Linked DNA regions of Mus musculus: regions 1, 2 and 4 are each linked to region 3. A link is a loop called in an ENCODE intact Hi-C map of the cell type or tissue named here. Cell type or tissue: heart. All regions are shown on one strand. Each heading gives the region's core, and the rest is flanking DNA. Links, peaks and the distances in the headings are about the cores only. Region 1 overlaps Bbs9 (Bardet-Biedl syndrome 9 (human)). Region 2 overlaps Bmper (BMP-binding endothelial regulator). Region 3 overlaps Bmper (BMP-binding endothelial regulator). Region 4 overlaps Bmper (BMP-binding endothelial regulator).

Evidence for each region. Peaks named below come from ENCODE experiments on the same cell type or tissue, not always from the same donor. Only the 100,000 strongest peaks of a DNase experiment are listed, where the experiment ranks them.
Region 1: it touches region 3 in a loop (2.8-fold over the local background); 3 of 42 quality-filtered maps call a loop at or near these places.
Region 2: a loop joins it to region 3, with 2.3 times the contacts of the local background. A loop is called at or near these places in 2 of 42 quality-filtered maps.
Region 4: a loop joins it to region 3, with 2.6 times the contacts of the local background. A loop is called at or near these places in 2 of 42 quality-filtered maps.

The regions. Positions count from the first base shown.
Region 1 is chr9:22,707,391-22,711,390 of GRCm38, reverse strand. The region is part of intron 19 of Bbs9 (Bardet-Biedl syndrome 9 (human)); the gene reads right to left. Among named protein-coding and RNA genes, the nearest start is that of Gm39309, 96 kb to the left of the region's middle. In heart, for the core only: CTCF peaks have their summits at 1,199 and 2,260; a DNase peak (open chromatin) is centred at 2,250; H3K27ac peaks cover 396 bases.
Region 2 is chr9:23,246,096-23,254,638 of GRCm38, reverse strand. Bmper (BMP-binding endothelial regulator) reads right to left here. Exons shown (of 15, transcript NM_028472.2): 3 at 168-267. Among named protein-coding and RNA genes, the nearest start is that of Bmper, 27 kb to the right of the region's middle. In heart, for the core only: a CTCF peak has its summit at 4,404 (motif pointing right); a DNase peak (open chromatin) is centred at 4,398.
Region 3 is chr9:23,389,823-23,398,365 of GRCm38, reverse strand. The region is part of intron 11 of Bmper (BMP-binding endothelial regulator); the gene reads right to left. Among named protein-coding and RNA genes, the nearest start is that of Bmper, 170 kb to the right of the region's middle. In heart, for the core only: a CTCF peak has its summit at 3,489 (motif pointing right); DNase peaks (open chromatin) are centred at 1,975 and 3,315; H3K27ac peaks cover 1,068 bases.
Region 4 is chr9:23,296,156-23,304,698 of GRCm38, reverse strand. It overlaps Bmper (BMP-binding endothelial regulator), which reads right to left. Exons shown (of 15, transcript NM_028472.2): 5 at 7,403-7,493; 6 at 3,677-3,759. Among named protein-coding and RNA genes, the nearest start is that of Bmper, 77 kb to the right of the region's middle. In heart, for the core only: no CTCF peak of the experiment used is centred there; a DNase peak (open chromatin) is centred at 4,108.

The sequences.
Region 1 (4,000 bases), core at 1-4,000, 690 kb after region 3:
TAATATTATATAACATTTTTAATTCTTTGAGAATTTCACAAGATGTATGTAGCATATTTTAACAATTATTCTTTTTAAAGTATGAGTTGGAGTAAAATAAAATCCCTATTTTCTTACTTAACCAATATATTTTACAGTTCCAAGCATAAAGTATCACCACTGTGAAATCACACACTATTATCATATCTTGCTTTCTCTCTAAAAAAACAAGTTGGCAGAAAACAGAAAGGAAAGCTTCTCTTAGTAAATTACTAATGCAAGAAAAAGTCAGCTGCTCTGCAATGGCGAAGCCTGATTCGGTGGCATGTTTCAGTCTACAGCGGTCTGTAGATGAGATCTCACCACAGGGTGAGATGAATCTCCTGCACGGCACGGCGAGGTGATGCAGTATGTCATACGTCTTCCCAAAAGCAGCACAGCCTAAAGCATAGCAGCTCCTAAACCTGCAGCACCATCAGTTCATACATGACTCATATGTACAGAGCACCATGCACTCATACATGACTTATATGTACAGAGCACCATGCACTCATACATGACTTATATGACTTATATGTACAGAGCACCATGCACTCATACATGACTTATATGTACAGAGCACCATGCACTCATACATGACTTATATGTACAGAGCACCATGCACTCATAGATGACTTATATGACTCATATGTACAGAGCACCATGAGCTCATATATGACTCATGCGCATGAGAAAAATACTCCAAGCACAATAAACTAAATGGTCTCATTTAAAAGAATCTGTACTCTTAGATTTTATATGTAATAGCACACATTCACAAATCTGGATGTCTATATACTAAATTGAAATTATATAGCTTTAGTGGTAAGATTTGGGTAATTGCTATGTCTTTCTCGTTATCTGTATTTTCTGATATAGAATTCTCTGTCCATGTCAAAATACGCCATGCTGATGCTTCCACACTGTATGGCACCATTGCCACGTTCCTTCTTCCTATGCTGCTGGCAAGCAGAGAGCATCTTGAGTCTCGGACAGGCAGGGGACAGGCAGGGGACAGGCAGGGAGTATCCTGACAGCAGCTGTACACAAGGAGCCCGCTCCAGGTCTCTGAGGTTTCCATCGATTTTTCTTAAATGTGAAATTCCCATGTGTTCTTACACTTCAGTCTAAGGAAAGGCACGAGCTTGTTTTGCAACCACTGGCTTTTGCTGCACTCTGCTGGAACATTCCCTGATGTTCTCCACGATCACTAAGTATGCCTAGATCCTGCTACAGCTGAGGAAAATGGTCTCATAGACAGTTACATATTTCCAGGGTCAGTTAACAGTAATAAAAGGGTTGGAGTTTACAAGCACACACCAAACATTTGTTCACGTGTTAAAGAATGGCTGTGCACATTGATTATGGTAAGGTAGAGGGGGCATCGTTAAACATTAGCAGTTCCTCTTTTGTACAATGCACTTAGCGATAGATTTATTTTTCTCAGCACTTCTAAGCAAGCTGAACAAATCTACCTTCAGTTACCACAACAGTGCAGTAAATCCCTGGACACACCTAACCTGACTCTTAGGAAGTGTCAAGGTCACCTGCTTCTTGTTGTGTTTTAATCTGAACTGCATTAAAGCAGGTCATTTTGCAGTTTACTGGGAAGTAGCCAAGTGACTAATACCTGCTTTATCCAGTGACCAGCACTCAGGTCTCAATCGCTCGCTCAATACACCCCCAAACACCCCAAAACACCTGCAGTCAATAACCAGTATGAAGCTTGCTTGGTGAAAAGTAATCTACGCGGCCCCAAATTCCACAAAACCGTGGAGAACCCTCCACACTACCTGTGCAACAGACCAGCCCCGGGCTGTGCTCCGGGCTGGACTCTCTCCACACAGAGGAAAACTTCACCTCAGCCGCCTTGGACGTTGCCAACACAGATTTGGCAAGTATCCCGGTGGAGAAAATACTTCTCGATTTTTAACTAATACCTGCTTAAATTTTGTTTTGGCCTCATGGCCTGGAAAGAAAAGTCTGGAATGACCCCGTCTTTTGACTTTATAATCTGCATAAATCTCTCAAAAAGAGGCTTCACCAGGAAACTTTCCGTGGAACATTTCATCTACAGAGAGAGAGAGAGAACTCTGTGGCTGTCCCAGCTGCACCTCAGAGCACAGTGAGGAGACTGCTCTGCCTTAGGACAAAGGTACAAAGCGCTGAGCGGCTTCAGCATAGATCCCAGGCGAGGCCTCACCCAAGCTGGCAAACACCAACTGCACGCTAGCACCCCCAAGTGTCAGGTGCCTGGCCAACAGCAAGGCCAAAAAACCCAGGGCCAAAGGAGCTCAGTGTTAGGGCCTTGCCGGTTTTGTTTTGTTTTGTTTTGTTTGTTTGTTTCCGTGAATGACTTTTACAAAGCAGCTCTGTGTCTAGGGGAAAGTCACTACCCTGCCAAAGAGGACAGCCCTACTTGCTAAGCGCTTAGGGATCGGTGGTCACAGGAAATCATCAGCGCCTGCGTGGGAAAGGCACCCTAGCTTACAGAGGAAGAGATGGGGCCTCAGAGCTTCAACAACCTGCCCACAGCCACAAAGATGGACAGTGCAGACACAGAAACCCAGGTTCATGGAACCCTGGAATCTGTCAACCACACCAAGCTGCACTGTGACCCTGGCTCTTATCCCATCTCATCTATGAGAGGTTGGAAGAGGTCATTATATATTCGAGGCATCTCTCTATTCCTCCTTTAAGTGAATTAACTAATTTCCAAGACCTCTTCATATTCAAAATATCTACTATTTTTAGTGTCTGTTTATGTCTTCCACCTGCCCTTACACTCATTTTCTTCGATGTAGCATTGGGAAATAAATTAACCAGTCTACACTAGTCAAAGGTAATCAGAGAAGTTTTGTGTGTCTGACACTCTGGTACTGAGCATAAAATCTGTAATTATCAGTAATATTCCTACTGAACTTGACTGTTACTGGATTAGACTAGTTATTGAGTAAAGGCAGGCTAAACAAAATGTCCACTACATCTAAGGGACATAACCTAGTTTGTAAGACTCCATTCCCTAAAGCTGTTTATTATTTACTTGACATAATTTTGCAAAAAAAATAAACATTTATAATCAAATAAGGGGAGGAACTTATATCATACTATCACCATTAAAACCTGGTTTAATGGCATCCTGTATTCATTATTTATCACAAACTCTAAGCATATTTACACAATAAGGTGACACGAATTTAACTAAAAAAAATTATTACATTTATAAAGAAACAACATGATGCTTTTGAACAACCTCCCATTTCCGTCAACTTATTTAATTATTAGTGACTTCAAAGGAAAAGAGACATTTCTAAAATCCATTTTTCTCAAAAATGTATTATTTTATCTCACTATTGATGTATAATTTAATTAAAGCTCCAAGCCCACATTTTTCTTTCTAAGTGGCAGGCATTTTCATTAACTAGCACATAGTTAACCCATTGTCACAGTCCCCTAAAACAGCCCACATGGTGGGGAATAATTAAGGTAGCTAGGGGAAAGGTCACTTAAGACTTCACCATGGTGTGAGCTCAAATTATAGGTTTGAGCAAGCCGGGAGGACCAATGCTCGGGAAAATGTGCAATCTTAATGGAATGCAGAACAAATGAACGTTTTAACGTGTGATGCTACTCGGTTGCATAATGGGATTTTGTTGAGTGCTACAGGAGGCAGAAAATAAAAGTAACCCTGCAGGGTATGCCTGTTAACTGCTTCAGGCTCGGGGCATTATTGGCTCACTAAATGGGCACATAATAACATGAAAGACTGGTTCTGCCCTCTGGTTGGTGCTTTTCTGTTGGTTGCTCTTTTTTAAAAGACTGGGCAAGACCAAGCCTTTTAGGAATTTGTTAGCTTGTTTCCCAAGTTTATTCTCTAGCCTGAGGAAGAGGAGCTCGTGACCAACGCCCTCTTGGCCTTCCGCCCTAATCTATCATTAAGTCAACCAGAAAGGTGGCTACAAGATGCGTTCAGACTGAGCCC
Region 2 (8,543 bases), core at 2,332-6,331, 140 kb after region 3:
CGCCGCGCCCCCCTTCCTGGCAGCTCCCGCGCCAGTCCTCTGTGCACGCGCGTTCGTTTTCCTCCTGACACCCACCTGCGTGCCAGCCAAGAGCTGGGCCGGAAGGAAAAAGAAATGAAGGTGCGGGAAGCAGCAGCCACCGGAGAAGGTGGCCGGGATCAACTCACCTTTGCATCGTTCACAGCAGGCGCCTCTCTGCTTGATGGCCAGCGCACAGTCCCGTGACAGCACAGGGCACTTCTCCCTCTTACAAGTCACCTCTTTGTTCTAGACAAAAAGAGACAAGGGACATTCGGGATCAACTTCACTCGGAATCCAAAGCAGCAGCTGCAGTTTCCTCTTCCTATCTTGCCTTCAACTTGGCAAGAAAACTCTGAGATAGCTGATGGAATTTTTTTTCCCCTGGAATAGAACTATCCCCCAGGAATACGGGACTTTAGGAAAGTATCGTACTTTTAGAGATGAGGGGAGTGGGTACGCTCTGTCTTCAGATGCCAGCCTTGCCCAGATAACCCCATGCTGAGGAAGGAACTTGCTCCAGTCCCATCCTAAGGTTTCCTTTCAGTACACACTCCAGAAATGATAATATTTGTGGAAATCATATTTTGCCCATTGGCTACCTGGGCCAAGATTGCATCGTGAGAACAAAAATATTTTCTCACGGCTGTCCAGCAAGCCTTAATAGTGGAGTGCATTAAAATGCACCGATCTAAAGTTCCAACTCAAATAACGACAAAGTTGAGCATTGAATCAGTTCAGTAAGAGAAAAAATAATATTCCACATGCCAAGTACAGACACAGCCCTCAGTGTTTTATAGCTGTGGGACAGCTGCATTACATTAGCACTTATGCTAATGAAAGTGTGGTAAGCATTTGCATCTTTGGTTTATCCCGAAAGGTTAGCTGTTAAAATGTCTTAGATGAGATCTGAACATGATGGCATGCCTAGCTCTATAGAGAGCGGGGAGGTGTTCTCCTGATCACACAACCTGACCAAAGTAACAAAGGCTCATGATAGGCCCCGTGAGGTGGCTTCCATCGAGATTTAAATCCCATGAGATCAATTTTATAGATAAGGAAAACAAACCACAACTCAGAGAGGGTAGCTGGCCTTCCTTCTGGTCTGAAATGGCTCCCGGGGCCCCAGGGAGAATCTTTTACAAGTGCCAAATGTGCACCAGCCATGGCCTAGGTCTGAGCTAAGGCTGTGGCTACTTATGGCTTTCGCTTCCCGGCAAGTGGCAAGTTAGGTATCCACAACACCAGCTCTGCTCAGCTTGGGACAAGCCTAAAGGTCTCCTCAGAAGAGAATAGGACAATGCACAGAAGTGACCTTAAGAAGAGTCTAGTGTTCTCAGTGTCCTTGAAGAGTACAGCTCAAGGGTGGAAGGAAGGCCTCATCACCCCTGGTCTAGGACCTCGGAGATGAGGCTATGGGGTGTATGAGGAATGAAGGAAGGCTGGGAGGGTGCACACGTGTGCACATTAGAGTCTGAGTGCCCGACCTACGCTCACCTACCCTGGCAGTTGTAAGAGAAAATGCACCCCTTTTGTGTTGCACCCCAAATTTCTTTTATGCGCTACAGTTTACAAGACACTCACAGCATCTAATTCTGAAATCAGCCTGGATTATCATCTTCCTTCAGGTGACTGGGCCTTCCAAGGAGTCACAGAACCCTACCCCGTGCCAATCACCATGGCAGTCCTATGGTGGGTGAGAGGGGGCAGAGAGGACAGGGTCTGCCTTTCAACAGCTCTCCTTCTACAGAAGCCTTGCCACTTCCCTGCCCTGTTGTTGCTTTGCTAGGTCACCTGAGGCCTGCCATGGCCTGAGTTAATATCCCCGAGATCGTCTCAAGTCTGACGGATGTACGGAGAAAGAGCAATCGCCACAGACACCTGGACCTCGTCCAGCAGGGCTGCTGTTGCTGTTGTTCTGCTTTGTCATTGTTTTGTCTTATTTGCATTTATCGGTTGACAGTGAGGGATAAGAGGGTGTGATTGACATGGGCAAAGAATTGTCCGTTCTCTCTCTCCCTCCCTGTTTCCATCCCTCTCTCCCTTTCTCTTTCCCTCCCTCATTCCCCTCCCCCCCCCCCCGATTTTCCCATTGTCTGTCCTGGGTTGTTATACCCACAGAGCTAACCTCACTCATTCATTCAGATCCTGTGGTACAGTAGTCTCCCTTCTCATCTGTTCGTTAGAGCAGCCCTACCACTGCTGAGGAGCTCTTAAGGAAAGCTGCCTGTGCCTCCCACCCACTGCAGCGCTGATCTGAATGATGTAAAAAGGCTAAGTCGATAAAGCACAGCTGTAAGAGTGTCCTTGTGTCCAGTGAAGATGAGGCAGATGACGGAGCTGTCTAGAGCCTATGGAGACAGCAGACCAGGTGGCCTGGCTCCAAGCCCTCCAATTCTCCAGGTCTTCTCGTCCCAACGATGATGGTTAGTGATACATTTTTAAAATTTTAGGTATTATTGGCCATATTCCCACTGAAGGCAACAAGAGCACCTAACGGGTGCACGTGTATGCCTATGTACGTGTGCACTGCTTAAAATTACTAGCTGTGACTCCATTTGCCACGCGTGGATTCTACAACTCCTATTTTAGCGCAGACTCCCTCACCCCGGGAAGACTGGGACTGATATGAATATCGCAAGCAGAGATTCAGTCTCAAGTGCATTTATGAGTGCAGCAAACTTGGAGAAGGGTCCCCCTAAGACAGTGTCCTCTCTAAAAGGAGGAGTCCTCAGAGTTCAAACTTTCAGGACAGTCAGAGTGATGGGGAGAAGCAATGTGAGAGCGGGTGAGTGGGAAGGTGCGCATGTTCTTTAGAACTGCTGGCTGAATTAGAAAGCCAGAACAGAGTCAAAACCCACAACAGGATCCCAAGATTCACAATAAAGAGCATTTTAGCTGTTGTCCACCATGCACGGCATTCCAGGCAAATGGTTTGTACAGTCACATCTGAAGTTTTAAATATGTGTGGACAGACAGACAGACAGGCATGTATACCTAAGCTTTGGGTATATATTTAGGGGATACAATTTCCTTTCTGTTTACCCTTAGGATTTTTTACATCCTATTGGGGTCATGTTGGAACTGCCAGATCCCATCATTTTTGGAGTCTGTTTGGAATCTGGTTGGTGTGGATGTGAGGATGGGCTTAGAATCCCAGGCCCTTGAGGAAAGAAATAATAGAGCTGCAAGATCACCGTGGGGACCCTGCTTCCTCATCCCCTTAATTGAGCCTAACAGCTACATGGGAAATTCAGACACAGGTAATTAACACCACTTGCCTGGCTTCCTGGGCTTGGACAAGTCACAAAACCCCATATCCTGGAGACAGTGGCTCTGGCAAGGAGTGTTATACACAAAGCCCCGTGTTCAGGAGTCTGTCATCCTCACAGCACAGATCACAGCTGAGGCTAAGCGTGCGACTCATTCGGTTCGGGTTTTAACTCAGCAAACACTTTCTGATAGTGATTCACACATACTGCTCACTTCCTCTGATGATATTTAGACTCTGAGCTAAGGAAGATCACACAGAACTTCATCTTAGCCTGATTCTACAGATAAAGAAGTAAGGCTGGGACATGTCCCCACGGAGCAACAAACACAAGTGAGAGAGGTCTGGAACACTGATCTCTGCCATGCAAATGCTACCTACACTTCAGTACTTGGGTACATTGTGGGCATTCAGGATACAGAGTGAGAGAAAACAATATCCCGCTTGGGTCCTCCTAGTATATTTCCACATGTGAGACGAGTCCCGTTTCCAGCAGAATCACTCCAAGGACCAGCCTCAGAGTCATGGGACTGTTACAGACACTGTCTGCTTTGAGGAGACAAGAAATATGACTATGATCAGATATCAACAGGGCCAGGCCTATCACACCTCTGAAAAGGCAGACTGATACCCTAAGTTTTCCACAAATTCTAGGTGGGTTTGCAGAATCATGCATTCTAAGCAAACAGAAACAATGGCCAAAAGGCCATATTCACACAAGGAGAAGGTGAAAACATAATAACCTAGCCATCGTGTTTGCGATCACTTCATGGTTCTTTGCTTTCTCGGTCACCATGTCTCTGTGCTTACCATCTCTAGGATCAGCCAGCTGGGGAGGTAAGTCTGAACCAGTGTCTCCTTTCAGAAAGATGGACCACAGACACCTTAATATCAACAAATGCTTCCCCCCCCCAAAAAAAATCATAGCCTTGAAATGCACCCTCAACAACTTGTTAACATGCAAAAAGTAAGGGGGTGGTATAGAGAGTTTAAAAAAAAATTACATGTCTGGCAAGAAAACTCCATAAGGACGCCAGCCAAACCACAGCTCCAGCAGAAGCCAAGTACAGACAGGATGACAGCAGCCAGCTTGCTGAGTCTGACACTTGCCGCCAGATGGCAGCACGGAGCTCCCCGGCCTTAGGAGTTGCAGCCTTGAGCCTGCCTCCTGCCTACAGAACTGTCTCCTGTCTGGAGAGAGTGGGATCATGAGTACTGAAGACAACTAAGCACCAACATGAAATGATTCTAGTTGCTTCCACACATGGAAAGGAGAAATTCCGTGGAGATGCTCTTGAATATTTCCACAAGTGTCCTGAAGATATTTTTTTTCCAAAACACTTTTCAAGAACCAATCCTATTATAGACTGTAGAAACTATTATCCCATGTTTTATCTATGTTAAAAAAAATAATAACAATAAACTGAAGATAGGAACTCAGCAGCCAATATAGTGGCAGAGGTGGAAGCAAGACTATTGCTGGCAGACAGTATGATTAAACCACGAAACAGTATCACAAATGTCCTACAATATGGCTGATGTGCCATACTAGAGATATCACACTGCACAAGTCTCTCCTGGAAGAACCCTCAGTTTCCTTCTGTTCTGGTCCCTGTGAAAGCAAGATCTTCCCCAAAGACACACCACTGGCCCTGCACAAAGATGCTAATTCAAACAGCCAGATCCTTTTTCAGAAGACTAGGAAGACGGTGGAGTTGTGGTCCCCGACCCGCCACCACCACCAAATGATGTCAATAGAGCACATGGGTCAATGAGTACTGTTGGAGAGGATAAACAGCTCAGAGTGGCTCTGTCCTAGGTTAGGACTCCCTCCTAGACGTATGCTCACATCCCTCTGCCATTTCATCACGATAATCTAACTTGGGGAAGGGACTTATAGAAAAGCCTTCAAACATCCCCATCCGAATGCAAACATCCAGAAGAGCAGACACACATCCATCCCCAATGCCTCCCCCATCCAGATGCAAACATCCAGGGTGAAGACATGCATCTATCTCCAATGCCTCCCCCATCCAGATGCAAACATCCAGGGTGAAGACATGCATCTATCTCCAATGCCTCCAGGCCCTCTATTTTCAGCTGCTAGAGAAAAGCACTTGTCCATAACCCTGGCAACTGTGAGAGATGAAGCAGTTCTCTCATGGCTCACTCCACTCCATTCTGTGGAACAGGGATAAATTCGAGCTTCAAGCATCTTATCTGCAAAAAGGATATTGGAAAGAATTCCCTGCAGATTAGAAGCCGTGGAAATGGGTGAGGATCATGGGACACTCTGACCCTGCAGACGATTCCTAAAGGCCTTATCTAAAGCACACGTGGTGGTGTTTCACATATGCAGTCTCAAAACTGCTCAGACAGGAATTCATTCTTAGGAATATGGATGGTTTTTGCCAGGTTTTCTGAGGAAGGAGACCACGAAAAACCGATCCAACATCAACGACTATATTCTCATTAGAATTTCTAGTCTCCCCATGCATGAAGTTAAATGGCTCAACTTCTCCTTGAAGTACCCCATTCTAACCCAACTCAAGCCCCCAAAGAGCCAAAGGGGATGTTATGGTACTTTTAAACAGAAGTCCCAGTTTCTCAGAGGCGATATTATACTACTCCTCATAAACAGAAGAATAATACTTGGTGTTTACATAGCACATTTCTTCTGAAGAACTCTGCAGACATTATTTCATTAATCCTCATAGGTTCCTTAAGTTTTTCAGAGGAAGAAACAGTCCATAGTGAACAAAAGTGTCTCAGGCCCCTCAAAGAACTGGCAAGCAGTTTAGTTGGGAACTCAGTGTGATTCCCAGGCCTGGATTAAGGTCCAGGCAAGAAGGTTAGTTGCTAAGACACAGCATTAAAATTTATAGGTATGTCGTATTAGAATTAGGTTAGCTCCAACACAACCTTGAGATTTTAGAAATAGATTAACGTGTAGTAGAGCTACTCTGGGAATTTTCCAGGAAAACTAACCACCTGGGCCATAGGAGTAATATCTTTAGCCTGTGCTAGTGTAAGACAACCACGGAAGGGCTTGCCCAGGACTTGGAAAGAGAGGAGACCTCACAGTACATGTCAGGCCTTAGACGTTCTTGAATGCAGAGATATAAGCAAATGTTGAAGAAAGAAAGGTTTATGTGGGGCCTAAAGACACAAAGGAAGTTGGCAGTTTGAACTGTCAGAAGTAATGATTCCTCTGTGATCAGGAGATTCTTTCTTTCTTTCTTTCTTTCTTTCTTTCTTTTTTTTTTTTCTTAGATTTATTTATTGATTATATGTAAGTACACTGTAGCTGTCTTCAGACACTCCAGAAGAGGGAGTCAGATCTCGTTACGGATGGTTGTGAGCCACCATGTGGTTGCTGGGATTTGAACTCCGGACCTTTGGAAGAGCAGTCAGGTGCTCTTACCCACTGAGCCACCTCACCAGCCCAGGAGATCTTTTGAAATGAGAAAATCATAATAATTTCCAAGGGTGTGCTGAGATACCCCACTAGTTGTCAATGGCAATACTAAATTTGTTTCATAGTTTATTTTTTTAAATTACATTTTCCCCTGCTCGTTCTTCATTCTTAATAACACAACTGACCTCTTCATAATTCTTATAAAGAAAGAGCCAGAAGAAAAAAGTAAAAGGTAGTCTACCTGCCACAAAGCCTAAGGGCACACAAATACAAGACATTGGGTCATGCAGTAGTTCAATGGAATTTGGCAGGAAAAGAGACTAACAAAACCATTCCTAGTGTGAGAAAGGTAGGAGTGAAAGGTCCTCAGAAGAGTGATGTGGTTTCCAAAACTTCCCTGTTCCTGAGCTGAGCTGAACTCAGTCAGAAAATAGGGAGGGGAAGGGCTGTGGCTCCTGCAGTTTGAGCCTCCAGCTTGTTTCAGGAAGTAGCATTTCCAAGTTTTTCTCCACCCTTAACCTTCACCACTTTTGCAAATTCCTTCAGTGGTCAAGGTCTCAAAGTGTCCCGGCCTGTCTCTAGTCAAATAGTGAGTGGCATGGGCTGTCCAGAAGATGCTGACCTCATCACAGGCACCCACATTTCTAAAACCCTGAGAGTCCTGACTGGACTGAACACCTGTAGTGCTGTTTGGACCCTTCGCTCACACAACGAGCCTTGGGAAGGCATTGGTGCTCCTTCTGCTTTTTGAGGAAGAAAACTCAGGACCAAGTTTGCACAGCTAGTCTGTCGGGACTCTCGTTCCCAGATAGCCAGGGCAGAGACTCACACCGGGCTCTCTGCTAGGGAAGTGTGACTTAACCACTACAGTTCATAGCTTTGTCGAAAGGCTCAAAGGAGCCATCTTTCTCAGCAGCTAAGAATTTAAATATTTTCCTTCATCAAGCATTCCCAACTTTCAGACCATTATAAACCTTGGTGTTTTATGGTTTCATTTTGAACACACAAGTTAAAAAAAAAAAATACTGCGTTTTAGGAAAGACAGATTATATCTCTGACTTAAAAACGAGCCCCAGCTTCTAAGTAACCAGTCGAGATCATTTGCAAGATGGATCAGAAGCTGGACTCAACTCTCTCAAGTCCTTTCATTTCTTCCTCAATGTGTATGTACGGGCGTATCTTCCCATGAGCCTTGCAGCATCCCAGAGCCATAATTCTGGAGACTTTGTGTTAAAATGTCTTGTAAGAACATCGTGCAGCCCATTGTACTACATCTGGGAGTGTTGTTCTTTCTTCCCTGTCTAGGCTCAGTGAGTTTACCCCAGAGACCTGGGCCCTGGCAAACACGGCCTCCTCCGGCCCAGCTCGCAGTACAAACTCGGGACAAAGCTGCCCTTGAAACCCGACCATTTAAAAGACTTTATGAAGCCCACTGGGGCCAACGATTATTTTGCAACAAGTCATATCCCATGAAGAAATTCACTTCTCTGCAACACAAAACAGAAGGAGATTAAAGAAAAAGGCAGGGGGGTTAAAGAAAGGAGTAAGGACCCTGCTGTTCTGTCTGGCCAGAATCATGTCTTTTACTACCCGCATCCTTTACAAAGACGGTGTGCTGATGATATATGGCCCTCATACATCATGGAGTGACAGTGTTCTCCCAATACTGTACCTTGAAAATATGACACGTGCCAGCAGAAGCAACAGGGGATTAAGATGGAGGCTCCTTTTACATTCGAGTTCCCTAACATTTCAATTTTTTTAACAGGCTCTAGTTTGTTGGAGGAGTTATTGGAGGTCCTAGTCTGGTTTAAGGGTTCAGGTCTAGCACTTAGT
Region 3 (8,543 bases), core at 1,867-5,866:
GGCCACCCTTGGCTGCACAGTGAGACCTCATCTCAAACAAAAATAAAAACAACATAAGCAAAAGCAGAGAAATTCCAGTCAGCACCACAACAATAATCAATAAAGAAAAAAGGCAAAAGTCCCAGTCCAGGATGTAAGGTTGACATGGTTTGCAAAGAACTAACTGAGTCTCTTGAACCTTCAGGGCTGACGGAGGTGGTCCAGACTGTGTGAGGTCAGAAGTGAGTCTAGAGGACAGCCAGGCTGGAGAGAATGATGGGATCTCTGGCAAGTTCACTCTCCTCCCACAGTGCGTGAACAATGTTGGTCTGAGGTATGATTCATTGCTAGGCTCATGGTAAGCCATACAAACCACACATATTTGGAATTTACTAAATCATTTGCTGTATCTGTGCTTTTGTCCAACTTTGTCTGAGACAAATATGAGAGTTTTTGAAATATAGAATCATTTCGATGAACAGTTATGTTCAAGAGTATCTATAAGGCACTATACCTATTATGGGGATGGAAGGAGCGGGTGGGTTTGGCTGTGTATTTAAATTTAATATCCATTTCTAATTACTTTTTATATTTCTTTTGTCCATTTTAATGCGACCCTAATTTTATCACTGTTACACACTGGGTGGGTCCCCCATTCTAACTCCCCATCTCATCTCCTCCACTTGATTTCTCTGCAGTGCATCTTTCCAGTCCTCACCATGTGGGATGGATTCCAAAGCTGCCTCCTCACACTGTTCCTCACTCTCTGAATAATAGGATCGATTGCCAGCATGAAAATGTTGCATTTTAATCAACAAGGTGAAGGCAGTGTGCACCCCAGGAGAATGAGAGTTCAGAGCCTACCCTACACTGAGCACTAAATTCAAGTTTGTTTCTTTGTTTTTAAGATTCTTGGTGCCACTCAGCAAGTTAGCACAGAGCCAACTAAATCTCATGGGCTGAAAGAAATGGCCTCAGCTTAGAAAATCCAAAACATTATCACACTACCAGAGGGGACAACATTCTACTCATGTGCCTGCTCTCTCAGCTGTGAACAGGCTTCCCACATCTGTCACCACATCTGCCCCAGTAACAACTATGGCTTCTCTTGAAGTCCTGACCATAGTTGCAATGAAGTTTTCATTGATCAGAACATTAATAGCTAACATTTGTCAAAAGCTCACATCCTATGGTAGCCTTCTTTTGCATGCCTACTAATGACGGATGAGCCATCAGAAAATCATCAAACAAACGGTTAAGCACATCCCAATAGATGCCTAAACAGAGATTTTCATCTAATCATTGAAAACGTTTGTGTATGGTACTTATGATTAAGGAAATGTTTTTGTCATGGTGAGTGAAAATCCAGCAACCTGGATTTGTTCTTTATTTCTAGGATAATCTTAGCTATCTTACACACACACACACACACACACACACACACACACCCCAAACAATCTTAACTTCTTGATGGAGCCACAAATAAGCCTTTTTTCTTCCATATGTTTTTCTAGTTTTGTTTTGTTTCTGTTTTCTTCTGCCTTTAATAATAAAGTGTGGGCACTCATAGGTAAAACCAATTATTTGACAAAGCAAATCCTGAAAGACGTAACAGAAACTGAACTGCCCTAATCTGGCCTCAGGAAGCCTGAGTTTGCTCTTGGCTGCATGAGAAGCAATGAAGGCTATCCAGAAGAGACCCAGAAAGTGGAAATTGTGTGTGAACAGGGCTGTCAGGAGAGATATTTTTCAAAAGTCTTTAATTTGTGGGAGAGAAGAGTTTGGAAGTTGGTATGATTTTTTTCTGTGTGACTGCAATATAGAAGCAGCCAACAAAATTTCAGGACTATGAGAAGGCTTGAGAGTTATGTGTTACACGTGGGGACATGAACATCATGGGCTGAAGTCATTGTGAAACTTTGGCCCCTGTTTCTGGCACCCAAAGGTCCCCATGCCAGATCCCAAAGGAACCGGAGAACATGTGTGCTGTAGAGTGCCGAGAATAAGACTGTCAGCGTGACAGAAACCTGCCTGCCTGGGAAAGAAGGCGTCCAGATAATACTCTGGGAACCAAAGTGAGCAGTGGAACCTCCCAGCTATTTTCAGGAGAGACAGTGAAACGCACAGCCATCCAAGATATCCAGATGTCTGGTCACACCATTCTGGAGAGCTTGACCTGATGGTTAGGGCGATGAAGAGGGAACTGTAGAAACAACATGGATGTGTTTGGATGAGCCTTGAAGACACAGAGAAGGATTCATCAGTTTCCCTCCATGGCACATTGTGTGCCAATCTTTAAGTCAAGTCTTTGGATCTCAGTTTTTCTTTTCAATAAGTGCAAATAAATGCATATGTCTAGAGATCAGAAGTTGAAAATTTCAAATATTAGAATGTTGGCCTTTTTCATTTTTTTTTTTTTTTTTTGGTTTTTGATTTTTGTTTTTTTGCTTAGGCAATAGGACTACATGTGGTAATTTCTTTTTTATGATAATATTATTTGCACTTTAATTTCTTGTGTACTTTCAGAAAGGAATGTTGGCTTTAAAAATCTAAGATTCCTCCATTTGCACACATCACATTACCATCACACACTTACTAAGGTCACTGCTTCTCAACACTCTGTTCCAATGCTTGTCTCTTAACTGCCTCAGATTTTTAAATTTTGCCTCAGGTACACCTATTTTAATGAAATGTCTTTTCTTTGAGAGCAGTGATCATTCTCAAAACATCTGTCAAAGACAAAATAAGAACCGTAGAATCCCAAACCACAGAGACAAAACTGAGAGAAACTGTGTGGACTTGAGTGTAGTCCGCTCCCCCAAACAACAAAACAAAACAGGAAAAGTGAGAGAAAGAAGCAAAGGTCCCTTCATATTTCTGCCTCCAAGAAATATGCCTGGTCTACAGTTCATGGTGTGTGTGTGTGTGTGTGAGTGTGTGTGTGTGTGTGTGTGTGTTTATTTTAACAGAGTTAAGACAATCCTGAACATGAAATTTTACTTCTTATATTTCACTTAACATGTCATAAGATTTCCACAGTCATTCAAGTTATGTTTTCCTTTGAAAACCCAGAAGAGGATTTTCAGTCTCAGTCCATTACTGCTCCAGAGAGGGAGGCCTCTCTAGTCACTACATGGATCAACACCTTTCTGGAGTGGCGTCCTAACCACAGGGCACGACACACATAAACATGGCTTTAAACCTTTCTCAGCACAAACTTAAGGGAAACAGGTCCTTTGGGACTCTGGGTCACTGAGTCATGCTGCGCTTTTGGGACCTTAGCAGGGTGAGAGTCGTTTGATGCCAAGTCTTAGGTAAGAAGCAGGAAAGGCTGGGATTAGAAATACTGCCTGAGACATGAGCCAGCTGCTATTCACTGAGGTGGCTTCTGACACTGATAGTCTGGTTAAAAAGCAGGCCCTGAGTGTCTTCTACATTCAGGAGCTCTGGCTTTGCACAAGGTGTCGGTGACAGCTGTTAGCCTGCGAGGCTTTGGGGAGGCAACAGATGCTCCACCAGGTGGCAGCTGGATACCTATAAGCATTCACATTTCCTCTAACTTTACTTGAAGGGGTGGCACATAGAACAAGGTAGTCTCTCTGTTCCTGCCAGTGTGTAACCCATCAGAGACAGCAACTGGTCTGCATTAGAAAGAAAAAGCCCAGATTTTTTTTTTAAAGTTACATAGGAATTTTGTATTGTGGTAATTTGTTTTCCCATATTTCCATCACTTCACATACTCACCAACGTTCTCCCTAACTTCAAAGATCAAATCTAAACTGATTTCAGATACCAAGCCACAGCTACCATTCTAGACCTACCTAGTATAGCCTAATGCTTCCCACCTGCCCCTGGACTCATCCTGTCCTACCAAAGACCTCACAGTTCACACACATGTGCATGCATGCTTGTGTACATGCACACAGGAACCTGTGTACACTCATATCCTTAGACAAATGTAAATGTACACATACATACATACATACACAATACACACATACATATACAAGTACACACACACACACACAATGTCTTTAGCTCTATGGCTTTAATTCCATCTCTCCCAGCAACATCCCCCATGACTACCTCAGCCACTGTCAATTCTTTCTTCTAAATTTAAAGAGCAAAACAGATCTTTACCATACAGAGTCTCCATTTGAACCCAGAGTATGCTGACTGGCTGGCCACAAGCCTTATTCTATCTCCGTGTCCCCAGTGCTTGGACACGAGGACAGGTTTTGACTCATGCTCTGCAAATCCAAATTAGGTTCTCAAGGTTATAGGGTATCAACTGACCATCTCCCTGACAATGCTTATTCATTTTTTACCCACCTAATGGTTATAATGTATTCATAGTCCTGAGTCATAGGCCTTGAACTCCTTACATATGCATTTCATGTTTACCTCTCAGTGACCAGAAAGCCCACTGCCACACTGAGCCTCCAAATGCACACCTGTGCTCCAAATGCACACCTGTATATGCATTACTTGTATTGCAGCAATGTAAGGCATACTACTTATCAAGTATCAACAAACATTTGTTGAAAATGGGCTAATTAATTAAACAATATATTTGGCTACAAGAATTTGCCTACACTGAGTTTACTTAAATAAATACTAGTGACAACACATGGCAGGTAGCCAGTGGAAGCTTGTTTAATTCATTAAACAAGTTATTTATGAATACATTAAGAACAAATGCACTATTAGGGAGAACAGAAAGGGGGAATTATAGTTGGTGCTGAGAAAAATCACCCAGGGATCCCAGTGTGTTGGTCTAGTTGCTCAGGGGTGGGCAGCAACTCCTCTCCCTTTGCAAAACCAATTTCTTCAGCTGAATGGACAGGTACCCCACAAAACTGACTCAGAATCACGGACATAGAATAAGAGACCTTAATTCTATCCCTACATTGACCAAGTGGGACAGGCCAATCATGCTTCCTCAAAGAACACCAGCCCCCAAAGCCCAAAACCAGTGCATGTGATATTGGATAACAAAAGAAAATGCAATTTGCAATTCTCTTCATTGACCAGGAAGGCAGGGACTTGGCATCCTACATTTGCATGAGAAGAATGGAACCAGCCAAGACTTTGAAGATGGAGGAAAAAGCCAAGGGCCAAATGATGCAGGTACCTTAGAATCTGCGAAAGGCAAAAAAATGGCTCTCTGCCTGAGACTGTACGAAGAACACAGCCTTGTTAGTGCTTTGATTTTAGCCCAGTGAAACCTATTTCTGACTTTGAACTCTAGAATGTGCAAGATAATTAGTGATGTTAAGCTATGATTTTTGTGGAATTTTGCTACAGCATCCACTGGAAACTAATAACTTAGCACCAGCCAAAGCACCTAGTCCAAGATGCTTATATCAAGTGTCATGTCAGAGGCGTTCTGTATTTTTATGTCTCTTTTCTTCCTTACCATGTCTCTATACAACTTGTATTATTACATTAATTTATTAGTAGTGCGTTTGTAGAAGGTGTCTTGGCCCATGGTCTCTCAGCCAATAGCACTAGAGACAGAATCTAGAATCTTCTGTCCAAGGCCAGAACCTTCCCCCACTTGTGTCTCTACTTAGAGCATATACACTGCAGCATCTCAAAGATGTTACTGATGACTCTTTTTTTTGGGGGGGGGGGTTTCGAGACTCTTAATGAGAAAAAAAATGTGTCTACATTCTTCCTAGGAAAACAGCCTCTGGGATGTTGCAGGATTTTCCCTGTCCAATTACAATAGGGCACTGGGAGGCCTGTGATTGGACAGGGAAAAGGGAGGTGGAGCTAAGAGTTGCAGAGACAGGGAGTTTCTCAGAGAGAAGGAGAAGGAAGATGGCTGCAGATGTCAATCCACACGGCATTGCCAGACACAAGTAGTTGTGGTATTAGAAGGTTAGATTATTGGGATAAAGTTTTTATCATTATCAATTGGCTCAATTATTGTACTGGCATCTTATAAATTCTTGTGGTCTGGCCGGTCAGCAGGAGCGGGGGAGCACGGTCTGACCCTGCAGAAGTTGGCAGGTTCTTTTTTATTATTTCCTGCAACACTGGGATATAGAGGCTCTTAAGACTGATCAGTGGCTCAAGCCTGATAATCAATTAGGAATATCTATTTAAGTCGGGCAGTGGTGGTGTGTGCCTTTAATCCCAGCACTTGGGAGGCAGAGGCGGGCAGATTTCTGAGTTCAAGGCCAGCCTGATCTACAGAGTGAGTTTCAGGACACCCAAGGCTATACAGAGAAACCCTGTCTATCTTGGAAAAAAAAAATATCTACTTAAAATCAGTTACAAAATCCAGCATATGGTCCTCTTATTTAATGTGTTCCTATTTCATATCCCCAACTTCAAGGTCTAAATTGAAGGTCAATTTCAGCAGTTTATCTCTGTTTTCCAGAATGTAAAAAACTCACAATATTTCCCTTCCTTCCTTCCTTCCTTCCTTCCTTCCTTCCTTCCTTCCTTCCTCTCTCCCTCCCTCCCTCCTCCCTCCCTCCCTCCTTCCCTCCTTTCTTTCTTTCTCTTTCTCTCTTTCTTTCTTTCTTTCTTTCTTTCTCTCTTTCTCTCTTTCTTTCTTTCTTCCTTTCTTTCTTCTTCCCTTGCTTTTTTGCTTTTTCACTAAGTAATTGTTTATTTCATGCCATATACTTAGGAAAGTCTGCTATATAACTAAGGTCACTCACTGTCCCCATGAATAACAGATGAAGAAAAGTAACCAAACAACAACAAAACAATGTTCTGCACCTTCAAAAGTTTTTGTTGTTTGTTTCCTTTTGAGACAGGGTCTCATGCTGCCCTGGAACTCACTCTATAGATGAGGGTGGCCTTGAACTTACAGAGATCTGCCTCCCAAGTGCTGACTAAAGACTAAGCTTGTTGTAGAAATACTTACTACTCCTGCTACTCACAAGTTGACCTAACATTATCTTCTCTCTTTACATAGTTCTTTTTATAGTGGAGCTGTGCATCTGGACTGAGGAGATAAATATCACATCTCTAAATTAACTTATTGTCTAGACTTAGAATGCTAAGGACCTTTGGAGAGTTCTGTATTTGAAACCCCATCTTACCTTGCCACTTAGTGGCTAACAAAGCAGACACAAACTCCTTATGTAACATAGGTTTGTTTACCTAAAGCTACTGCAGTACAAATTCACTGAAAGAATAGAGCTGCTCACATTATAGTGAGCATCACTTTTCTGATTGTGAGCAAAACTATAAGAGGATATGAAGTACAGAGCTGGTGAGAGTATAATGAATTGAGTCCCTCCATAAAAGACAGAAAATGTAGATTAGGGACTCCAGAGTGGAGTTAGACTTCTAGGCTACAGGAAGAATGCCAATAAAAGACAAACAAAGGAAGGAAGCAGCTTGTACCACAAGAGTGGGAGACAGATCTGTCTGGAGCAAGGACTTGCTTCAGGGGACATGAGACACTCATACTGTGTAAATAAATTGGCCTGCAATTCATTGCCAGTCTGGAAAGTTTAAATATATTACAAAGAATCAACATTTCTTAATGTCTTTCCTACAAAACATTAATCCTGCCTGTTGGATCATCACAATGAGTAAAATGTTAAAAGCTCTGCAAGACCAGTTGGGGATGCTCTGTACTTCCCCATCCTCCTGAAAGCGTACAGTGCCCACTGAGTTTGGCAGCGAGGAAACGTGTCTAGGTCTTCCCCACTCAGTGTGAACTGAACATATGAAGTTAGAGAGTCTGCATTGGAGGTATTACTCAGGACTATTGCTCAATGCCAGGGGGTTTACAACACAAACCTTGGGAAGCTCAGCTATGAAGGGAGGTGGTCTAGTTTTCATGATGGATGTATTTGGGTTCTGAAGTGGTGTAGATAAAGAACTGAAGGGACAGGGATGGGGGTTAGTAGAAAACAACAGGATGAGGGTACAACCACCGTGGGAATAAAAAGGAAATTATTTATTAGGAAAACAGCATAAAGAGGCAATCAACTAGAGTTGATGACTGATTAGCAACAGGGGAGAGAAATGCCAGAAATATGAGAAACAGCCTTGAGTCTCCAAACCTGCACAGCTGGGCGAATGTGGAGGCCAGAATTCAGTCAATCAACAGTGCTTGGAAACAGCCACGAGCCCCTGCAACCAACTCCTAACTCAGATAATGTAGGGAACCAAAGGTAGCAACTGTGAATTCTATTCAAGTGCAATACTTACAAGAATTACTCCCTGGGAAGGATAAATACTAAGGTCCACTATTTCACTCACAGAACATGGAGAAGCCCAGCTGGAATTTTATCCCCAGTGACTAACTTTCACGGTGCTGTAAAGTACCACACATACTATCAACTGAGAAGTATAATCATCCATCTGTGAACTCTGTAAACTACAATAGCAACGAGCCTGACAAGGTATGCCCACAGGTACAATACCAGCACAGCCATTGCGGAGGTAACCAATCACTTTCTCTATTAGATACAAAGCTTGTTTCATGAGCCATCATTGTTAAAGGAGGCAAAAACCTGTGACTCTATAGGTCATAGGCCAGAGGGGAGAATCCAATACTTTTATTCCACTAAATGGACTTAATATTG
Region 4 (8,543 bases), core at 1,952-5,951, 94 kb after region 3:
GGAGTAAAGGGTTGTGAAGTCCTCTCCAGATACCATCAAAGGCTAGCGTGTTCTCAGCTGTCTGGAATGCCATGCATACTGTCCTGACTGAACCAGGATATAAAGTCATATGCAAAGCATTTGTTTCATTAACTAAGGCATCCATCTCAGTCAGATGAAGCGCCTTTCTGGTGGTCCGCCTCTGTCACCACATCACAAAAACACAGCTACACAGATTTGGAGAAAAATAAAATTGGAGAGTGTAAAGAGAGGGACCGGGCTTCACATGCAAGCCACACAGCAATGACAATGTTTTACTGGAAAGAAGGAGCACTGCGAGCAGCCATCAGTCAGAGCATAGAGAAAAAAACAGAGAGAGAGAAAAAACAGAGAGAGAAAGAGAGAGAGAGAGAGAGAGAGAGAGAGAGAGAGAAAGAGAGAGAGAGAGATCAGAATTCTCCCTCCTGCCTACTTACAAATCCACCCATAAGAGCAGACCCCTCATCATCTAACAGATTCGTCGAGTACCCACTTCCTAACACTACCACAGTGAAGACTAATGCTAAGCACATATTCAGGGGATGTGGCACTCTCCAGGTCCTAGAACTTGACAGTGTGCCCATACCTGGACTTTTATCATCCTTCCTTACCCCATCTCCCACATAAACTCATAAACGACCTGAATTAAGTTGTTTGCTTCAGGATTTGTTTCTAGGGAAATCCAAACATAGATATTAAATGTATTTGCATATTAGTGTTTATAGTCATACTTGTATACATTTGCGTATATATGTATATGCATGTGTGTATCTCTATATAAACAAGCAGACTGATAAATATAGACTATGTGCACACAAATATGTATTTACATAAATACAGTTGTCCCTCCACATCCATGGAAGACACAACTGTGGACCCAGCCACCAGCAGATCCAAGGATGTTTGGGAAACTGTCTATACTGACCACATTAGATGGTTTTGTCATGAGTCCCCAAATAAAAGAATTTAATACTTAAATTATTAGACTATGGCATAATAAAATTTACACATCATTTATATTGTTTTGTCTTCTAAGTAATCTAATGATTATCTCAAGGAAATGTGTGTTATATGTGATTGCTATGCACTTTCACAAATTTAGATAAAGAACTTAAACATCTGATTTGCGCATTTATAGGAGATCTGAACAAATCTCTAAGAGATCCCGAGAGAAAGATGGCACTATGTGTGTGCTTGCATGGCTCTTTATGCAGCACTAGCACTTTTTGTTAAAATGTACGCTCCTTCTCTGTAGGGGAAGCCCACAGACTAAGACTTTGAATGCCCCTCCATGAACCCTCACCATCCCCAACTTCCACCTCCTCTCTCATGCACCTTTCCCCTAGAACGTCTCAGTCAAGTGCTCAGTGTCTCACTGGTGCTGGTTAAAACCGTTCATTTCCACACTCTCACTCAGGAAGAGGTCACCTCGCACCTTTGTATGTCTGACACATCTAAACCCCCAAACCAGCCGCTGGATAAGCGTGGTAAGCCACAGAGTCAGATCACGAGTTTGGAACATTACACTACCAGCAAACATCCCCATGGCCTCCACACTCAAGATAGGTCCATTAGCTGCCCAGAGATCACTTCGTCTTTTTTTTTTTTTTTTTTAAAGTAAACTACATCAAAAGATAGCAAAGGGGGAGAGTATTTTACGGCCAAGCCATTTTAATAATGAACTACCAGAACTAAAGTTCATACCTTAAACTTTTGTATTCATGAAAAAGAAAATCTGCCATGAGCATATCCCATATCCTAGTCCACCACACATGCTGTCCTCAAGGGTGAGTCCATCCTCTTTCCCATTTATTCTAATGGTCTAAAGACCGGCAATGAGGAACATAACCAAAGCCAGTAGTTACCAAGGACTGTGGGTGCACAGGAGACTGGACTAACATCAAGAAGGGACACAGACGACAGGTCTGGGGAGAAGCATCTGAGCAAGAAAGCTTGGACAAACATCTTTAGATTTTTACTTTTCTCCACTGGAAATGAAAGCAGGACTTCCAGGGGCCTGAACTTGGCCTCAAGTGTGCTTCACTCCGCACATACTGAATTTAAAAGCACACAAAAATCCACATGTCTCAGTCTGTAACCCCTACACACATAACTTCATTTCCAGCCCCAGTTCTGGAAACTTCTGACATCACTGGTGAAATGACAGGGATCTGTCCTCCTTCTTAGCACCTGCCAAGTTTCTTCTCCATAGAGGGCTGGCTGCCTGACTTTGGCACACCTTTAGCAGACAATTTCTTGATGCATACATTTACAATTTCCTATTGAAATCTGCTTTTTTTTTTCTCAAACTACTTCCAAAAGATTGTCATTGAAAAAAAAATATTATATATTCTAACATGGAAGAAAGGAAACTATAAATGGCTAATTTTAAACAAAAAGTAGAAATCACTAACATAAAAAAGTAAGACAAAACTAACTACTAATAGTAAGATGGAAGTAGAAGCTTTGTGGAAATATAGATGCTTATGCTTGTTCTGATTAGGAAGTGTGTCTGCAGTATACTGTATATATCCTGCGTTGTTTTTTATATCTGGATATATGCATATGTATCCCTCTTCTTCTCTGGCTCCTCCTTCTCTTCCTTTCTTCCCCCTTCATACAAGTACCATCATATGACAGAGCCTGGTCATGTTTACTGTCATCTGGACCTGAAGCTGAGTGAGTGTTTTCCGCAGGAAGGAACCTAGTAGAAAAAGACTCAGGAAAAGCCGTGAGTCCCAGAGCTTCACGTGCCCCTGCTTGGAAAGCATAGGATGCTGGAGTCCCTCGTGAACTTCTCCTTAATATCCTAAGATGTATCTGCATCATCACAAGTGACCTGAGAAGTGTGTGTTCTTTATTTCTTAGTGTGTACTATATCAACTCCTACTCTAGAGAACATAGCTCCACTAACTGCTGAACCCCTCTCTCCCCATCACCTCAATCACCACTGGTTTTACTTCGGATTTAAAATACATTCATTTTAAAACGCCCTGTAAAATCATAGAGAAGGTCTAACTCTTTTCTCACTTCTAAGCATGGTGGAAAGATGGGTCTCTGGGAGTCTCATTAATCTCTACTCTGCCTGAATGTGGTATTTATAGGCAATTTCCACCTGCCAAGGCCATACAATCATAGGTGTCCAGACCTCACCCCATCCCACAGGGCACATTGAGACTAATTGTTTGCATCTTCCGCTCTCCCTGGGCTGCACAGAATTGAAAGCTATCCCAACACGAAGTACCTCTGCTCCATGAAACAGAAGACCAAGAGTCTTCCCCCAAATGGGGGTGGAAGATCAGCTCCTCCACTTGAGGGGACAGTGGGTCTTAATGAAAAGCCAGTTTTTCTCTAGAGGGCACGGGGGAAGTTCTGCAGACAATGATAGTTATACAGTTGGAAACCTATAAGTCAAGACCAGGGTGCTACTGAACACTGGAAGGAATGCCTGCAAACCAATACATTACATAGCACAGGACCCCAGCCCAGGAGTCAACATCAACAAAGCAGCGAAGCTTGCCTTACATAGAGTGGGTTTTCCTTTGGCTCTGCATCTTAAGAGCCTAATGAGGGAGAGTGGAAAGATGAGGTTCCTCTCAGTAGATGCTAGAAGCAGCTAAACCTAAGGATCCCCTAGCAACGCCCTGGCAGTACTTACAACGCAGGAGCATGTAATACATTTGTTTCCTTCTGGCTGAAATTCTTCTCCTTCCCGGTATTGCACACCTTCAAACACACAGCCTGGAAAACAGAGCTTGGAATTAGAACAACAGAATTCGTTCAGTTTGGCAAGGTCATTCTACCCTCTGATTACCATCTTCTACCTGTACTCTCTACCTCTCCCCAGTATAAATCCTCTTTGATTACAATATCATGCAGAATTAAATAGGGAAAAATGATACAGTCCAGGTGATTGGCATGTTGGCACAGGTCCAGAAACCCTGAAGATGATAGAAAACAAATGACTGTGGAACTTGAGTCAGCCCATGGACCACAGATGTGCGATGGTGAATCACGCAGTGAGATTTGGAACCGCAGCGGGATGGCGCTGACCACAGCCAGGGGGACCAACTCCAGAGAGGTCAGAAGAGGTCAAAAGAGACCATAGCAAGGCCAAGGGAGAGAAGGTTGAGATGAGAAAGAACAGATGCCTCTGTGGGCGGCCACTTGAGTACCAGGAATAACACAGCCTGTTCCTGGCCCAGCATGCCCTCGGTTCCCACATCACCTTCCAATACTGCAGAAAAGAAGCTCCGTCCCTTGTCCCACAGATAATTAAAATCATAGCAGGTGCCTCTGAATTGGAACATGAATTCAATTCTGACACACCTGATGCCTATATATAGGGTCATGTTCAAAGGCAAAAATGGTCAGGGATAAGACAGGATGTGCCCTACGGCTTTCTGTTCCACTGTGTGTGTGTGTGTGTGTGTGTGTGTGTGTGTGTGTGTGTGTGTGTGTTAATGGGCTCTAGTGCCTGACAAGTTTATCTCATAAAAGCTCTCATTTCCAGGAAGTGTTTCCTATTCAAAAAGTACTCAGGGAAACACTCTAAATGACCCGAGACACAGGCTGGCAAGCAACTGTGTCAGTGAATGGCAAAACCACTTCCCTCAAGACTGTCCTCAGAAAGGCAGGATACTGAGGTCACACCCTACACAGTAGACAACATTAGAAATATGGGTAGACTTGTGTGAAGGACAGAGGAGTTCAAGACAATTCCAGAAGAAACCACCAGATGCTTAAAGCAACCAGCTCCTAAGGAAGAAGAAGGTTCCTGGTCTTCCCTGATTGGCTCCTGGTCCTATAAATCTTAGGTAACTGTCACTCTTTGCTCAACAGAAATACATGATGATAAAGCCCTGAATCCAAAATATGATAGCCAACTAAAGAAATTCAAATGATGACCCAGGCACAAAAACTTTTTATAGCTATAGCCGTAGCTAGCAATCAGCTGTCTCCTTGCTGTTCAGACGATGTTGAAAATCTTGGTAGCATGGCCTTCCCAGTTGCTGTGTCTCAGCATTGTTCATAATGACAGATGCTTAATAGTCTATTCCCCAAAGAGCACTTCCAACAAAGTGTCTTCAATCTTTCCCCATGTTTACACCTCTGACTGTCATATGGCTTGCCACAACAATCTATATTTGACAACTTAAACAACAGAATTTAAAATGAAAACTCGACTTCCATCACGCCCACCATCCTTGAGCAATACGCAGAGACTACAGTGAAGGAGCAGACAACCAAGAATGCCCTGAAATTCATTTCAGGAGGAAACTGCTCACATGTTTGTCATTATGCAGAATGCCAGTGTGATCAATGGCAGATGCCAGTCCTTCTGAGTTACCAGGGTAAATACCCTAAGGCTTTCCCTGACTATCCCTATCTAGAACCAGCTGAGGCTTCACTCCAAAACAAAAGATGAGACATACTGGAGAGGGCACCTTCTAAATTTGCATCCCAACATGGCTGTTGGAATTCAGGGGAAGGAGTAGAGCTGAGAGCAATCTCATCCCCGGGGGCTCACAGCCTGCTCAGTTATTGCTAGTGTGTGGCACTGGCATGCTCGTATTTAAATATTTGCCTTCCAGAACCTAAATAGAACACTTCTCCTGGAACTGATGGGGTAGGCAGTGTGATCTGATGGCTAAGAATGAGAAGAAATCTGATCCCAGCTCCATCTGTGTTGCTTGGTCACTATGGGCCTTGGTAAGACACAGTCGTGGGGCCAGATTTCTGTAGTTCTGCAGACACTTTGTGTACCCTTGGATGGTTGTAAAGACTTAACCCTGCAATGTGTACAAGGATGGAGTGCAGTTCTCTCCTTCCTGGGAACTGAACTAGAAAAGCCAGTGACAGAAGCAAGCCCCACGGACCACATGCCTATGTTTTAAAGGCAGCAGAACACAGAACTGTCTCCAGAGTGACAGGGTGTGAGATGCAGTGAAAGGTGTTGAGTTTTAAAGCTCCCTTCATATTACCCTCACATTACATAGCTCCTTGAGGGCTCCTGTGACTGAGGGGGGCCCGGAATTAATTCTTCATTGCTAGCTACTAAAAAGAACTAAATAATATTTTTAAAGTAATTATAAGGTTTAAATCTACATAGTAAAAAATATCTATCCTATTAGCAATCTCGAACTTGACTACATATAGAAATTATTTGGGCCTAACCACTAGCCTATCCCTGCCACTGCCTTGAAGATAAAAAAACAAAAAAAAACAAACAGGTGCAGCCTAGGCATTAACATTTAGTTTTCCAGGTCCAGTCTGAAGAGCTGACAATTTGATTTAATAAAGCTCCTATAGGTGTCAAAGGACATGCTAGCACAGTTCAAATCATCTAGCACTCTGAGAAAGAAAAGTATTCAAACAAACTGCTGATCAATTCGAAGCAGTTAGCTTATGGAATTGGTTCACTTCTAACCAGTGTTGTTTCCCCCACAGGTGTAGACTGAGGAAATGGCAGCTTTATAGGAACTTTGGAATAAAAGAAAGCTGAAGCTAAGGCCTCTCAGAACTCAAAGAAAACCAGACACAGGGGAAACTGTCTGTGGGTTTCAATGGAACTGATGTGTAGAAGAAGGACGATCTCTGCGGAACATCCCCCAAGGGGCTTCTGCTACCTCATGGGAAGGTTCAAAGAGTAGCCGGTCCTTTGCATGCTACCTCACAAAGTAGAGAATGGTAGTCGTGAGTAACATCTCCAGTGAGGAAAAGGCTCAAAGAAAACACAAAACACCTGTCTAAGACTATCAGCCGCAGGCTTAAAGGATCAGGAAAAACATCTCTCACCTCAAAATCCTCAGGCTCTCCAGAGAGAGAGAAAGAAGACACAGGAGCCTTCCCACCACTAGAAAAGGCTTCCTCTGCCATCCACTCAGGAGAAGGACAGCAGGCCCAGCTTGTTAAACCACGCTGAAAACTGAAACCAACAAAACTCCAAACTAAAGTCATGTGGGACACAGCTCTCCACTTTAAAAAAACATCTGGTCACCTCATCATCGCGACACACTCTGGCTGAGGAGGTATTGCAGTAAGAAGAAGTTTAAAAAAAAAAAATGCTGATCACAAGGAAAGCCATAGTCCTTCCTTCCAAAATAAGCATTACCTGTGGCTTAGAGAGGAAAGCAGGCCTCTGAGCTTGGGGATTCCACAAGCCAAGACCTACAGCATATAGTTCCTTTAAGTGCTAGGCACACAAGAGCCCAACAGCTATTGCTACTCAAAGGAGCTCCCTCTCCAAGCTCATTACAGTGTACGGATGTAAAGTTCAGTCTGGATAGGAGAGAGAAATGATGTATTCCTGATAGAACACAGCAACAACAACAGCACTGTGCTGCACCAGGAAGCTAATCAGCTTCCCTTTCTTGGTCATTACCTGGGCAGGTAGGGCAGCAGGCTCCTTGATGCTCTGCGGGATTTTTACAATGAACAACACAGCGCACCTCAGACTCTGTCACCACACCCTCCTGGAAAACAGAATGTCACAAGTAAGTCAGCCCAGAATTATCACTTGAGTTACTTCTCCAGGGAAATAGGAAATGGGACAAGTCCAAATCCCCAAAGTGCAAGGTTGGCTGTTGGACCTGGAAATGAAGATGCAAATGAAAAAAGATCCAACTCATCCGAGGGGATGCTTTGGACCTCGATTTACACGTCCTGTCCACCTGTTATTTATCCCGTCATGCAGCTGGCTTTGGTCCTGTGGCTTTTTTTCCTTTAAATTTGTTTCGAAGGATCTCCTTGCTGACTGTGAGCATCTCACAGTCCCAGATGGGTGTTCGTACCTGTTTTAAGTTGTCCTTAATGGCTGTATTTTCTAACATGGTTACGACAACTCTTAGCCATTAACTACAAGCACAGAGGAGGATCAGAACGCCGACACTTGTGAAAAATTCTTCCAACCTTCTAGGGAAACAGTCACCAGTTCTACAGCCTTACAAGTGCCACTTGGACGCAAGTAGAACCTGGGACTCAGTCTCCTCCATCAGTAAATGAAGAGATTAGAGAAAATTATTCCTAAGTTCATATTTGAGTGTGTCAAAACAGATTGGCATAGGTTCAAATGATGAAATCAGGAGAGTCAATACCAAACTGATCTCAGTAACTAAATGACAATGGAAGATTTGGGGGGTTGACCACTTGTTTGTTTGTTTTTTGTTTTTCGTTTTGTTTTTTTGAAACGGGATCTCGGGTAGTCCAAGCTTGTCTTGAACTGACAGTGGATGACCTTGAACTTCTGGCCCTCCTGCCTCCACCTCCTGAGTGCTGGGGTCACAGGGGGCATCACCATGACAAGTTTCAAGCAAAGCATTTTGTGAAATTAAATTTCAAGATCAGTCTTTGTTGAGTTTCCTCTATAATTCCCACCCACTTTTTCTAAAAGAATTCATATTCTCGGGAGTTTGATTTGGGTCTGTATGGAGAGTAGCCCAGGCTGAACATAGATATGATCTCATAACAAAGCTATTTTCTTCCATGTGTCTGCCACACATACACAGGGGACATTTTACTCTAAA